2 separate regions of the Mus musculus genome follow, and region 1 is linked to region 2. A link is a contact called in ENCODE POLR2A ChIA-PET data. All regions are on one chromosome and are shown on one strand. Each heading gives the region's core, a stretch centred on a gene start or an enhancer-like site at or near the end of the contact. The rest is flanking DNA. Distances are from core to core; before and after follow the strand shown. Region 1 overlaps Gm17250 (a long non-coding RNA gene). Region 2 has its middle 30 kb from the start of Platr26.

The links. ChIA-PET counts read pairs that join two places held with the same protein, here RNA polymerase II (POLR2A).
Region 1: POLR2A ChIA-PET joins it to region 2 with 11 read pairs in embryonic stem cell. The contact joins two enhancer-like sites. POLR2A ChIA-PET finds 5 or more read pairs at or near these places in 3 of 5 experiments (Patski and embryonic stem cell).

The regions. Positions count from the first base shown.
Region 1 is chr2:71,740,890-71,747,431 of GRCm38, reverse strand. It overlaps Gm17250 (a long non-coding RNA gene), which reads left to right. Exons shown (of 5, transcript XR_866415.1): 4 at 3,807-3,973. Among named protein-coding and RNA genes, the nearest start is that of Gm17250, 6.3 kb to the left of the region's middle. Within about 2 kb of position 2,456, at least 1 of the 3 ENCODE cell types and tissues checked has a DNase peak (open chromatin) inside an H3K27ac peak, as active enhancers do.
Region 2 is chr2:71,685,595-71,692,522 of GRCm38, reverse strand. No RefSeq gene overlaps it. Among named protein-coding and RNA genes, the nearest start is that of Platr26, 30 kb to the left of the region's middle. Within about 2 kb of position 1,677, at least 2 of the 3 ENCODE cell types and tissues checked have a DNase peak (open chromatin) inside an H3K27ac peak, as active enhancers do.

The sequences.
Region 1 (6,542 bases), core at 1,207-3,706, 54 kb before region 2:
ACAAGGCAGGAGCCATAAGTGGCAGCCCTTCCTGGTGGCTCTTTAGAAGGCTCAGTAGCAGGAATGCACACTTGGGGCATAGAAGCAGATTCTGCATCTACCCCCCACCAACTCCCTTTCCTGCCACACTTATTGTACTTCCAGGAAGTATCCCCAAGTTGACCCTTCTCAAACATCACCAAATAACCATACTTACTCCTGTTTCCCCTGTCCCAACAAGAGCCCGATTGTAGTTAAAAAAAAAACGTATGTCTTAGCCAGGTGGTTGTGGTACCTTTAATCTCAGCACTCAGGAGGCAGATCTCTGAGTTGGAGGTCAGCCTGGTCTACAGAGAGAGTTCCAGGACAGCCAGGGCTACACAAAGAAACCCTGTCTCAAACAAACAAACAAACAAACAAACAAACAACAACCCAAGAGGCAGCACAGATCTTAGAGTCTCCTGAGGGAGCATTGGTGACAGTGATTTCTGCTCGCCTCTTCTCTTAGGATCTGGTTTTCTCTTTGATCAAAAAAAGTAGGGGCAGGCGTTAAGGAGGAAGCACTCTTAGCATTTTTCTATAACTATCATTGTTAGCATTTCTTCTAGGCACCGCCCCGCAGTTACTCAGTTATAGTGAGTTCATAAAAGGGGCTGCTTGCCTATCCTCAGTCTCTGCTTCTCTTGCTCTCTTACCATCTTCCTCCTCTGTCCCTTCTCCCCCCCATTCCTCTCCACCCCTCTCTCCATGTGCTCATGGCCGACCTCTACTCCTCTTCTCCTCTCTCTCTCCTCTCTGTCTCTGCTCCCTCAACTCCCCTCCCATGCCCTGAATAAAATTGTTTGTTGAGCCTTTAAGTTCCAAATTCTGCACTCACAGCGGGCACCCCTTTGTAACAGTAGACAGTGGGTGGCAGGGTGCATCATAGAGGGAGAGATTTCAGAGTTGAGACTTCTAGAAGAAGCAATTTTACATGTTCTCTGGAATTTCTAGACAAAAAGTTAAATGAACCAAGAAGAAGCACTCTCATCCCTGTACCTCGAAGACTTCTAACACTGTTCTTTGGCTAAAATTTGATTTTCTTAAACTGTACATACAACTTTTGATCATGTGTTTAAGTAGGCCCATTACTCTGGCCCTATCTGAGGAGTCTCTGTTGTTGTCTGAGGATGCTGGAATCAAAACCTACAGGTGGCATGCAGAAAGCTACTCTGCACATGGAAAAATAAAAAACAGATGTGAAGCTAAGCCCTCTCAGGCTCGCGTCATAGAATTTTCATGTTACTGACTTACCTGCTTCTCCAAACCAAAGCCAAAAGCGATGGAAAGATCTCCAAGTTACGGTAACACAGCCTGGTTCTGGAAAACAGGGAAGGGGAAAAGGCACTGTGTTCTCAAAGAATAAAGCCCAGGGGTGAATGGGAAAAATAAATAAAGAAAGAAAAAAGAAAAGGAAAGAAAGGAAAGGAAAGGTCATGACCGCTTCTAGGTGCAGGACGAAGTTTATTATAAATAAAAGGGAGAGCACAGCCAGGGGCAGGAACTGGGATATCTGAGAGTCCAGAGTGGACATGACCAAGTTGAGCTGGGCCATGTTGGGAGGGGTGTGAAGGGAGAGGAGAGGGAGGGAACCAGGTGGGGCAGCCAGAAGACCTCCTCCTCCTCTTCCTCTTCCTCCTCCTCCTTTTTTTTTTTTTTCTTGAGTGCTAGCAGATAGGTGAACCTCTCTGAGTGTGAGGCCAGTCTGGTCTATATAATATAATATAATCCAGGCCAGCCATGGATACTTAGTGAGATCTTACCTCCCCAAACATAAAAGAAAGAAGGGAGATGTGGGACACTTTCCCTGTTGAAACAAGAGCCTAGGAAGCTAGTGTCTAGAGTCTTATTTTAGATTCGCACCCCCTTATCTCCACCCCCACCCACCCCTATCCCCACTGCTGCTCAACTTGTTAGCGTTAGGCTTTTCACTCCCACAGCTCCATCTCTATGCTTGTGGCCCCATAGTTTTGCAAAACAGATCCTTGTATCCCCTGCTCTCTCCCAGTCTTATTAGGATTCAATGTGGGGATTTAAAACAAAAGCGTGGCATTCCCCGGAAGCCCGGCCTTCTAGTCTCTTTCCCATTGCTATGTTAATGAATCCATTGGATGTCACTGTGACCTACAAGCTCCAACACTGGGGGTGAGTCCTGTATCTGAGCTCCAGATGCATTCCACCGAGGAAAAAAACAAAACAAAACCAAGGATCTGAGAAGACCAAGGGGGATTGGAGGATTTGGGACAAATTCTAAGACCCAACTCTGAACTGTGAGAAAATGTGACTGGTCACAGTCCCCCTTGTCATTAAGGGTGAGAGATGGCTGGGCGGGCAGTTCTGCATCGCAGGGATTGCTGGAATACTAGCAGCTGAAGAGGAAGTGAGAGGCCCATGGCAGGGTGACCTCAGTGACAGAAAAGTCACTTCACTGTGCTGGGACGGCTCAATGGTAAACATTTCTCTGTCTGAGGTTTGCCCCTAAATAGAAATGCTGATGGTGCGTGTCCAGAGCACAAGGTCCTCTCGTGGGGAAGGAGGGCTTCAGAGATTCGGAGAACTTTATTTTCATTCACTAATTTTTTTAAAGGCTGCAGGATTTGGGAGTCAGAGGTGTATTTGAGCAGTCTCTCATAGATTTTAACTAACTCATTCCTGACCATTAATTTCTAAAGCGGCTCAAGTGTTTGGACTGTCTCTTTGAGGTTCCACGCACAGAGACCTTCCTGAGTGACTCCACACGAGTGAGTGTGGAGTTTCGGGAAAGACACTGTGGCTGAGGAGACCACCTGGTATCCAGTCAGCAGCACACAGTTCCTAGCTTTGCCTCCATGGCTCCACAAACAATGCTGAGCCTTCCCAAGCTCCAGCACAGCTGAGGAAATTCCCAGGGCTGGTATTCCAGACGTTCGATGTCCGTGGATGTGGGGAGATCTGGCTGTGGGGAACACTACACGGAGGACCGTGCAGATAGTAGTCAGAGGCTCTGTGTCTGCTGAAGGGCACAGCCACCCATGGGATGGGCCACTGGAGCCTCGTATTCAAAAGCTTTTTGAACAAACAGTCACTCTGGCCCTCCATGGCATTTGTCATTCATGAGCTTGTCTCTCTTCCTCTGGATCTTGGAAAACGTTTTATACCTTCATTTCCTCATGGAGAACGGTCTCCTATATAGTTTTTTTTTTGGGGGGGGGGGAATGGGAGGAGTTGGCTGAGTCACTACAGCTGAATACTTACTCCCCCCACCCGGTCCCCCCTCCCCCATTCAGATAAGGTGATTTTGATAATCTTCAAGTTGCTGAGGAGGCCAGGGCTCTGGTTTATCAGGGCTTAAATGAGTCAACCTGGAAACAGAATCCATTCTACCAATAAAATACCTGATGGGCATTGGATCCAAAGAAGTTCTGTTATAGAAAACATAACAGGTGGAATTTAAAATGTAGAATATCAAAATAAGTGTAAATGACCCCACAATGTAGGTCACAATTAGAAAGGACAATATAGTGTTACGGCAGAAAAATATGTCAAAATTAATCAGAAGCAAGGTTGAGTATTAGGGCTTACACATATGCACACACATACACCCAAGAGTATAGCTTTGCATGTCTGTGAATCTGTCTATAAATACATGAGTATGTAGATGGGGGGGGGCAGGGGGAAGGTCTATTACTCAGCAAAGAAAAGCCAAGATTAAAATTCTAGGATGAGTAGATCTCTGGGGACATGAGAGGTGGCAGTACAGCAACCAGCCACAAGTCTTGTGACTTTTGCATGACGCCTTTGCCTTTAAGCAGGGATCTAGTGACCCAGCCTCGTTGACTCCTGCTGACCTTCTGATCCCTGGACATAGCCTACGAAGGTACTCTAGGCTGCCTCAATGCTGCAGAGTCCTGTCCAACTAGTTTGTTGCGATGCTTAACGGGAAGACTGAACTCTTTTCTGGACAACAGGCAGACAGGTGAGCCTAGAACCTGGGAGCAAAGACACGTTTGCAGAGAGGCAGCTGTTTAGACCACAGCTGTCGCAGGCAAAGTAGCAGCGAGAAGAAGACTCAGATCTCAGAACAGTGTTTCCAGATAGTATCTGAGGCAGGGGGATGTCATGCTTGTGAGCACTTCACAGGAATTCTGCTCCAGCAGTGAAAGGACTCTTTCCTCACTTCCAGAGGCAGACACTTTATCCCAGGAAAGTACAAACTCCCTCAGGCAAGCTTTGCTTGGAATTTGCAGCCTTTGAAGCGACCTTTGGGTCACCAACAGCCATCCAGTATGTTCATGGGACAGTATGGAAGCCAAACACGAAAGGAAAAGCCCGGGCTCCAGGAAAAGCCTGCACGAAGGAACCCAGCTTCCTACTAAGTTGGAAGATAATTTTCAGGCATTTGGCCCAAGTTCCTTAACTAGACAGAGAGTTAGTTATTCTTTCAAAATTCATACCTTAATAAGTGCTTTTGTTTTATCCCTGGAATAATTTAATTCAAAGTCATTTACTTATTGCAGTGAAAGATTCAAGCTCAAAGATATTTAATTATGCCCAACCTTTATCCCATTAAGCAGATTAAAAGCCTTAACATATTGGCTGGCCTCCTGTACGGCTGGTCCCTTAGATTTGCATGTTCAATTGCAGTTTGCAAGAAAAGCAAGAAATTACATCAGCCTTAAAACAGTATTTATTCAGGATTTGGTTCCATTCTGAGCTTTAGACTTGGCTTAATTGTACTCAGCAAGGGAATAATATTCCAGTGACAGCCGCTGAATTCATAAATACATTTCTGTTAGCGAGAAAGGCCGAAAGAGTCAAGCAGTGTAAATTATCTTTGGCTACTGAGCAATTACTCCTTCAAGGACTTGGGAAAGTGTTAAGACTTCTGGTTCTATGCCAGCGGCGCTCTCCGACGTGGAGCTGAGTTAAAGGAGAGAATAGCATGCACCTACATAGAAGATGAGTCTTTCATGACATAGAGCTCCTTAAAAGAGCTCAAGAAGATATCTGAGTGCCCTGATGCCTAGCAACGACATTTGACTTACCGCAAAAGGCAGGCAGATACATATCTTGGAAACAGGCTGTAATTATGAATGATGTATATGATACAATATTTTCATGCATGACCCAGTTTTCCCTGACATGTTGTACTGTACTGCGACATAGTATAAAAGTAGAGCCATCTATGCTTACAGATATGCAAGAGGTCTACATTGGGGCCTGTGCTTGCATGTATGTATGTACAGTGGTCTGATAGGAACTGGTTCACAATGAAGCAGTGAAATAAGAGGCCTCATTGTAGTGTTTGCCAATTTCCATGATATAAATGCTCCTACCGTAATCAGTTTTAAACTAGCAACGTGGATTCAATGAATGCAGAGCAGGTGACAGGTGTATAGGCACAACACAGCACACTATGCAGGACTCCAAGCATACAGATCTCATAGACGCAAATTATTATGAAGGAAAAAATTTTAGTAATTTTTAAAAAGGGTTTGGCTTTTGGTTTGGTTTGGTTTTGAGATAGGATTTCTCTGTGTAATTGGCTCTCCTGGAATTCACTTTAGATCAGTCTGGCCTCCAACTCAGAGAGAGATCTGCCTGCCTCTGCCTCCCAAATGCTGGGATTAAAGGTATGAGCCACCACCACTACCTGGCTGAACTTTGGTAATTTATTATATTTGCTATGAACATAGTTCATTTGCTGCTTATGTAAATGTTAATAATAACTATGATTAGGAGCAACCATGCTATTAGTAACCATGTCTAGGGTCTGGAACCACAGGCTCTTTGGTTAAGAGGACTTGATGCTCTTGCAGAAGACCCAGGGTCAGTTCCCATCATTCACATGGCAGCTCACAACTATGACACCATGTCACAGGATCTATTTTCTGCTTCTGACCCTCACAGAAACTGCACACACAGCAAACACAGAAACTTACCACACACACATACATGGCAGCAAAACATTCATACCCATAAAGTAAAAAGAAACACATCTCCAAAATAATAACAACTATGTTTGACTGCTAAACTTGCAGATCTTAATATCAGCACCTGGGAAGCAGACCCAACATATGGATGTGCTGTGAGTGTGTGTGCCTACGTGCGCATGCACGAGCATACATGAAGCATTCATTGACAGAAGCGTACCTCCAGGTCAAAGGAAGTGTGAATGCTAGCGTCCTTTCTGTTGAGTAGAAAAGAATTCCAGAGCAAATCGGAATGCTCACTAGGTAGAGCAAAACCTGGCCGTGAAATCCAGAATAAACCCCAGACCTGAGTTATAAATTAGGTTATGGATTCAAGAATTCCTGAGAGTTTAGTGGAAGCAACATTAGTGCTAAGCTGTTCCCACTGTGACTGCCTCTTCCCCACAGCACAGATAGACAATAACACCTAGACAATGGGTACAATCTCTTCAGAGAATTACTCACAGCCTATTGTTTGCCCTGACAGTATTCGAGTTCATAGCAGCAAAACTTTATTATTATTATTATTATTATTATTATTGTTTTGAGACAAGGTTTCTCTGTAGCCCTTGC
Region 2 (6,928 bases), core at 428-2,927:
TAGACAAATACCTGTGAAAAATAAGGAGGGAGTTTTTATATGGGCTCATGGTTTTGGAGGTTTCAATGCAATACGATAGGCGGCTCTGGTGGGGCACAGCAGCTCTTGTGTGATGGTCAGGAGGGAGGGAGGGAAGGAGGGGAGAGAGACAGAGAGAGAAAGAGAGAGAGAGAGAGGGAGAGAGAGAGAGAGAGAGAGAATGCCTCCTCTCCTCTAGCTGGCTTCTCTTTTCATTTTCTTAGGGCCCTAGACTACCAGATGGTAATATCCCTATTCAGAGCAGTTTTCCCTCAGTTATTCCTCTCTGGAAACACCCTCACAGACACTGCAGAAGTGTGTGCTACAAATCTCCCAGGCGCTCCTCAGTCCATCCAAGCTGACAGTGTCAGGTGATAGTTTTCCCCCTTTGCCTCATGAGCTCAGTCATGTTTGTGCTTTCCTTTTGTACAAATGAAGAGACAAAGCTTAGGGGAGGCAGAAGGCCTGCTCCCCACCCTGCCCCAAATAAAACGTTTAAAATTTTACTATTACTGTGTGCGTGTGCATTTGATGTGCGTGTAAGTGTGGGCTTACCACAGGTGTGTAGCACGGAACGTACGTGGAGCTCAGGAAAGGACCGTGAAGTCAGTTCTCTCTCCCATCCTTACACAAGCTCTAGGGGCTGGCCTGTTGTCTGGCAGGCTGGCAGACAACACCAGCACCTTTGCTTACTGAGCCATCTTGCCAGTCCTGCAAACTGAACTCTGAACTGCAGTGATACACTGCTTGCCTCAGCAAAGCCTTAGCACCCCCTCCCCGCACCCCCAGATCTCTTTAACTTCTACTTGAACAAAACGAGGGGCTGGGGGTGGGGAGGAGGGAGCAGTTGTTCTGATGTCCATCAGAGTATAATGTCTCTTCCTACCCAGGTTAAGACAATGAAGAATGGGATGATTTTTTTTTTTTAATACCTTAGTTTTTTTGGTCCTCAGAAATTAGCGCATCTCAACCAGACAGACTCTTCAGTTATTGCTATACAATGCAGCTTAACTTAAAATAATAATAATAAAAATGTCTCCTGCTCATACAGCAAGCACCACACTTGATACACGGAGGCATTTGGCAAATATCTGTCCATAGTTAGGTAGCACCATAACATTGGCAACTCAAGCTAGCTGCCTTGTAAGGCAGCCAGTGGTGCCCTGGCACGTGGAACCCCTGGCACATCAGTGTTCAGCCGGCCCCTGGCAAAGGCTGTCCAAATAGATTTGCACCCGGAGCCTGGAGTTCACAGGAGCCTCTGCGGTGTCTCTCTCCTCCTGGCTCACCAGGGAGAGGAAAGCAAGTGTGTTTCTACCTGCTAAGTGCTCAGTTTCCTAAAGCCTTTAGACATACCTGCTCCTCAATACACGGGCACAATGCCAACAAGGCCTTCGGGATGAAGCTGGGCTTTGATTACGTGGGGGCGGCGTGGTTAACGAACCTTTGATGTTGATAAGCAGCTGGGGAGCCCTTCATCTCAGCACCCTCCACACCCACCCCCTGTCCTTGGAGGCCTAGGATCCAGCGGGTGTAATCATTCCCCACCCCCGGAGGGGGGGGGGGTCAGATTGAGTGAAAGCGAGCGCCCGAGCGCCAGCCCCATGGCAAGACCAAGCTGCTGCAGATGCTTTTCCTCCTGTGCCAGGAAAGGCTCGAATGCAAAAACAAACGTATTTATCACTTCCAAGCGCTCTGCAGGGCAGGGCATCCTGCTGTAGGGTGGGGTGTCGTGTGCACTGGGAACAGTGGCAAGCAGCCAGTGGAAACTTCGCCTTGCACCATGGTTCCCACCACCCCGCAGCCGTCCTGAAGGCCAGCATATACCAGGGTCAGAATCCTGCCTCCCAGCCAGCCCTGAAGACACAGCAGGCGCCGGGCAAGGGTTAAGCCCTAAAACCACCCGCCAACCAACAACTGCCATAGAGAGCAGGGCACTGGGACCAGAGAAGCCATGCCCACTTGGTGACTAAGACTCTTTTTCGCCCTGAAGTGTGGGCCAACAGAGTTCTGGAACATGAACAGGCAAGTGAGGATATGTCTTTGAATCCTGGATGCACACACACACACCCTAAGGCTTCCCGATTAAGCAACAGAAGGGTTCGCTGCTCTAAGACAATTCTACCCTTGCCCAGCGGCCAAGAGACTGACTGGCCATTTCTGGATATGATGGAAGTCGATGCAGATTATAGAAGTTTTGCAGCTCACAGGCTCTGGATAGTACAGTAGCCCAACCCCACCTCCCCACCCTCCCCAAGCTGGGCTTTCCAGATACTAGAACTCTTTACAAGGCAGATTGGAGCTTGTCAGCTTCCAGCTGAACCTCCCTAGGAACCATAGGAACACCCCCATGGGTACCATTCCAGACTTGCTGCACCAATCTGTCAATCCCCCTCCCCCTACCTGCCTCACATCAGCCCACATTGCCCCAGGCAAGCCACCTACCTGCTTTCCTACCCAAAGAGCATTTTTCACTTCTCTGCCTTCTTCTGCTTCTGCATGGCTTAAGGGAGTCTCTTGGGTGAAGGTTTCTTTGCCTTTCCCACTGTCATCTAGACAAAACTTGAGTGTTTTCCTGCCTGGGCCTTTGTAGTTCTGTGGACACACCATCAGGTACAATAAACCAATTGTAGCTGACTTAACTAGCATTTGATTGTACAGCCTCATCAACTGAGACCTGACTATGAAGGTTATTGAGTAAAGACTGTGTGTGTGTGTTTTGTATGTGTGCATACGCATTCATTTGTTTATGTGCATTCATGTGTATAGTGGATCTTCATATATGTGCACAAGCGTGGAGGCCGGAGACCAACATTGGTGTCTTTTGAATTGCTTTTTACCTGGTACTCATAAAATGAATGAGAGTAGCCAGCCACTGAGCCCAGGGATCCTCGTCTCCCCAGTCCTGGCATTAAAGCAAACGCTATGGCCTGCCTTGGGATTCCAACATAGGTCTTGATGTTAGTTCGCAAGCATTTTACCGCTTAGGCAATCTCCACAACCCCGGTGGGTCCTTTTCATTCATCTATCTAGTCTTAGTCCAGTCACTGACACATAATAGGTGCTCAATAAACAGGACAAAGAAATGACTAAATGTCCTTGCTTTTCCTTATGTCAAATAATATCATTCTTAAGCCTTCTGGGAGCTAAAGGACATTTATCTGCAGGAAACTCTTAGCTCTGGACAAATTTCCATCATTCCCGCATCCCAAGGCTGTAACAAGAGCAATATGTAAATTAACTGCTTCCAGACGAGGGAGCTCCCAGATGCTAACCAAGTCACTGCATGTTCAGAGCAAATCCAAACCATACACAGAAGTGAAATTTCCTAAACAACCCAAGCTCTGCCTGCGTTTCACTGTTCCGGAATCTTCTTCTGAATGGAAAGGCACTCCACAGAAGAGGAAAGATTTTAATGGTTCTCTTATGGCAAGTCTTTAGTCTTTTATTTCTGAATAGACTGCATCCCACAGGAAGATAAGATAGGGTAATGCTCTTCATCAATGGCCTTAGGCCGGCTCTCTCCTTCAAGTCCACAGCTGTCTCTGCGTGATGCTTTTGTGCTCTTTTGCTTTAAAAAGCACTACTATCTGATGAATTTCATTATCCTTATTGAGAGCTTGTTACCGAGCAAGCTCTGAAAATATTATTTGAAGCTTCTCTGTTAAGTAACTGCATTCAACCCTGAAGCAAATATTTAACATTCTCAAAGATAGAATTTATAGTCTCCACATCCTTATGATAAAATCAAATCACAAGCCAGGCGGTGACGGCACATTCCTTTAATCCCAGCACTCTGGAGGCAGAGGCAGGCGGATAGCTGTGAATTTGAGCACAGTCTAATTTATAAGAATGAGTTCCAGGACAGCTAGGGCTACACAAAGCAACCCTGTCTTGAAACACAAAATAAACAAACGAAAATTTAAATCACAATAGAAAATAATAAATATTTCTGGAGAATGTTACATCTACAAATCTCCTTTGTATACATAAACTCATTGGTGAGAAATGGTCTAATTCCTCAGTACTCTTGACAAAAAAGGCCAAAAGATTAATATTTTCCTTTTCTCTTTACCCTGAAGAACCTCCTCTATATGTTGACCATATAGTTGGAAAGGACACCAATGATCCAGTTATGACTCTTAAATATTTTAATTAAAATATATCTATATCATTTTCCACCTTTCCTTCCCTCCCTCTAATCCCTCCATGCCCAACTTCCTTCTTGCTCTCAAATTGATAGCCTCTTTCTTTGGTTATTGTTATAGATAGACAGACAGACAGACAGACAGACAGACAGACAGACAGACAGAGTTTATTAGTCAGGGTTTTCTAGAGTCACATAACTTATGGGATGTCTTTATATATTAAGGGAATTTATTGTAATGATTTATAGTCTGTAGTCCAATTAACCCAACAATGGTCAGCTGTGAGTGAGAAATCCAAGAATCTAGTAGTTGCTCAGTCCATGAGGCTAGTTGTTGCAGCTGGTCTTCTGTATAAGCTGGAATCCTGAAGAAGTAGGTTCCAACAGATATGCTGGCAAGTACGTGCAAGCAGGTGAAAAAGAATGAGTCTTCCTTCTTCCAATGTCCTTATGTAAGCCTCTAGCAGGTGTGGCCCAGATTAAAGGTGTGTACTACCACACCTGGTTTTGAACTCGGAGATCTGCTTGCCTCAGTCTCCTGGGATTAAATATACTACCTTGCCTGGGCCTAAGGGTTTCACAGCCGCTAGGCCTCAAGATCTCCATGTCAAGATCCAGGTCAGAAACCTGAGTCTTGCAGCCACAAGATCTGGATCATAGGTGTGCCCTCCATTTCTGGATCGTAGTTCATAGACAAGTGGACAACCAGGAATAGCCATCACAGATAGAGTGGTGGTTTGAATAGGAATGGCTCCCATAGGCTCAGGTATTTAAATGTATGGTCATTAGGGAGTGGCACTACTTGAGAGGAGTTAGATATGTCCTTGTTGGAGTATGTGTGGCTCTGTTAGCAGAATGTGTCAATGAGGGTGGGCTTTGAGCTTTCAGAATCCAAGCCTGTCCCAACGGCTTTCTCTTTCTGCTGCCTGTGGATATGAATGTAGCTCCTCCTTCAGCACCATGTCTGCCTGCACCCTGCCATGCTTCCCACTGTGATAACGGATTTAAACCTCTAAAACTGTAAGCCAACCTCAATTAAATGCTTTTCTTTATTAGACTTGCTGTGGGCCCAGTGTCTCTTCACAGCAATAGAACATTGGCTAAGACAGACAGACAGATGACACTTAGTTGTACAAATATATAAATACAACCTGCTAAGTCTGCTTTTGTTGTTTGTATGTACATAATTTTAGTATTGGATAACCAATTAGGGGGCTCATTCCTGGGAGAGTCTAAAATTCTCCCCTTCTCCTCGGTCATTAGTTGCCTGAAGTTCTTTGTCTAGAAATGGGCCCTGTGAGATCCCTTCTGTGTTAGTGTGACTGCTGACAGGTTGCCATTCAATTTTTGTTTAGAAAGCCGTTTCTAGGAGACAGTTTTACAGCAGACCTCCTGGTCTTCTGGCTCTTACAATCTTTCTGTCACCTCTTCCCTGACCCTTAGGTGCAAGAGTTGCATTGAAGATATGTCAGTTAGTGATGGACTCCCTTTGATCTGTTGTCTCTGCATTGAGTCTAACTGTAGCTTTTTGTAATAGACTCCATTTGCTAGAAAAAGAGGCTTCCTTCACGGAGGGTAAGAAGTATTCTTATCTGTGGGCATTATGGCTTGGATGCAAACAGCCCCCCAAATCTCATATATTTGAGTATTTGGTCCACAGTTAGTGGGCCTGGTTGGGAAGGATTGGGATGTGTGGCCTTGTCGCGTCGCTGGGGGTGGGCTTGGAGGTTTCAAAAGACTCAAACCTTTAACATTGTGCCTCTCGGCTTCCCACTTGTGGTTTCCAGATGTGAGCGCTGTTCCTGCCACCATGCCTCTGGCACACCTTCATGGACTCTGACCCCCTGGAACTGGAAGCCTAATTAAACCTTTTTTTTTATAATATGCCTTGCTCATTCATGGTGCTTTATCACAACAATAGAAAAGAAACAGTGGATATAAGAATATGTTTTATGATGCAGTTAGGAATTATTGCTGGTTTAGTAAAGTAGTAATAGTAGGTGCTCTTCTAAGGTCCATTAACTTATAGTCTCAGGTAGTTAGCTAGGTTCCTAGTATCAGGCATGATCTTCCTGTTAAGTTGGCCTTAAGTCCAATTGCCATTAGTAACCAGTTGGTTACCATCAAGATATGATGCCACTATTTTACCTATATGAACGTTTTGCCACGATGGTCAGTTTTGGCTCATAAGTGTCACAGTTGGATAAGACTATTGATTCTAATACCAGAGGGACAAACAATACCACAGTTGTTTAGTAAAATCTCAAGGAATCATATTATTTTATATTTGCCTAAAATTATATATATACATATATGTTACATATAAGTGTGAGTATGTGTGTGTATACAAAGTTATTCTACTTGGACTGACAGTGCTTCCCACAGGAGCCATAGACTACCTAACAAAAACACAGGTACTAGGCATGAAAAACCTCCATTTGTATCATTGGTCAGGGTAGTCCAAGTGACTCCCCAAACAAGACAGGCCATCACTGTTGCCGTTGGTTCCCTCTCAGAGGTGGAAGACAAGTCCCTATTGCTGACACAAACCACAGGCCTGCTCGATCTTACTTAACTCCCGGAGGCCCAAGAAAGTACTTGGCAAGCTCCCATGGGAGGGAAGCAGTTCACATCCCTCTAACACCCCTATCACTTTTCTTGGAAAAGATGCTCCCTGATGGGATAAAGTAAGGTCCCCCATGCCCTATCCAAGTCCTGTCAGAGAACCCTGATATTAAGCTCTCAGCCCCCATATCCAGATGG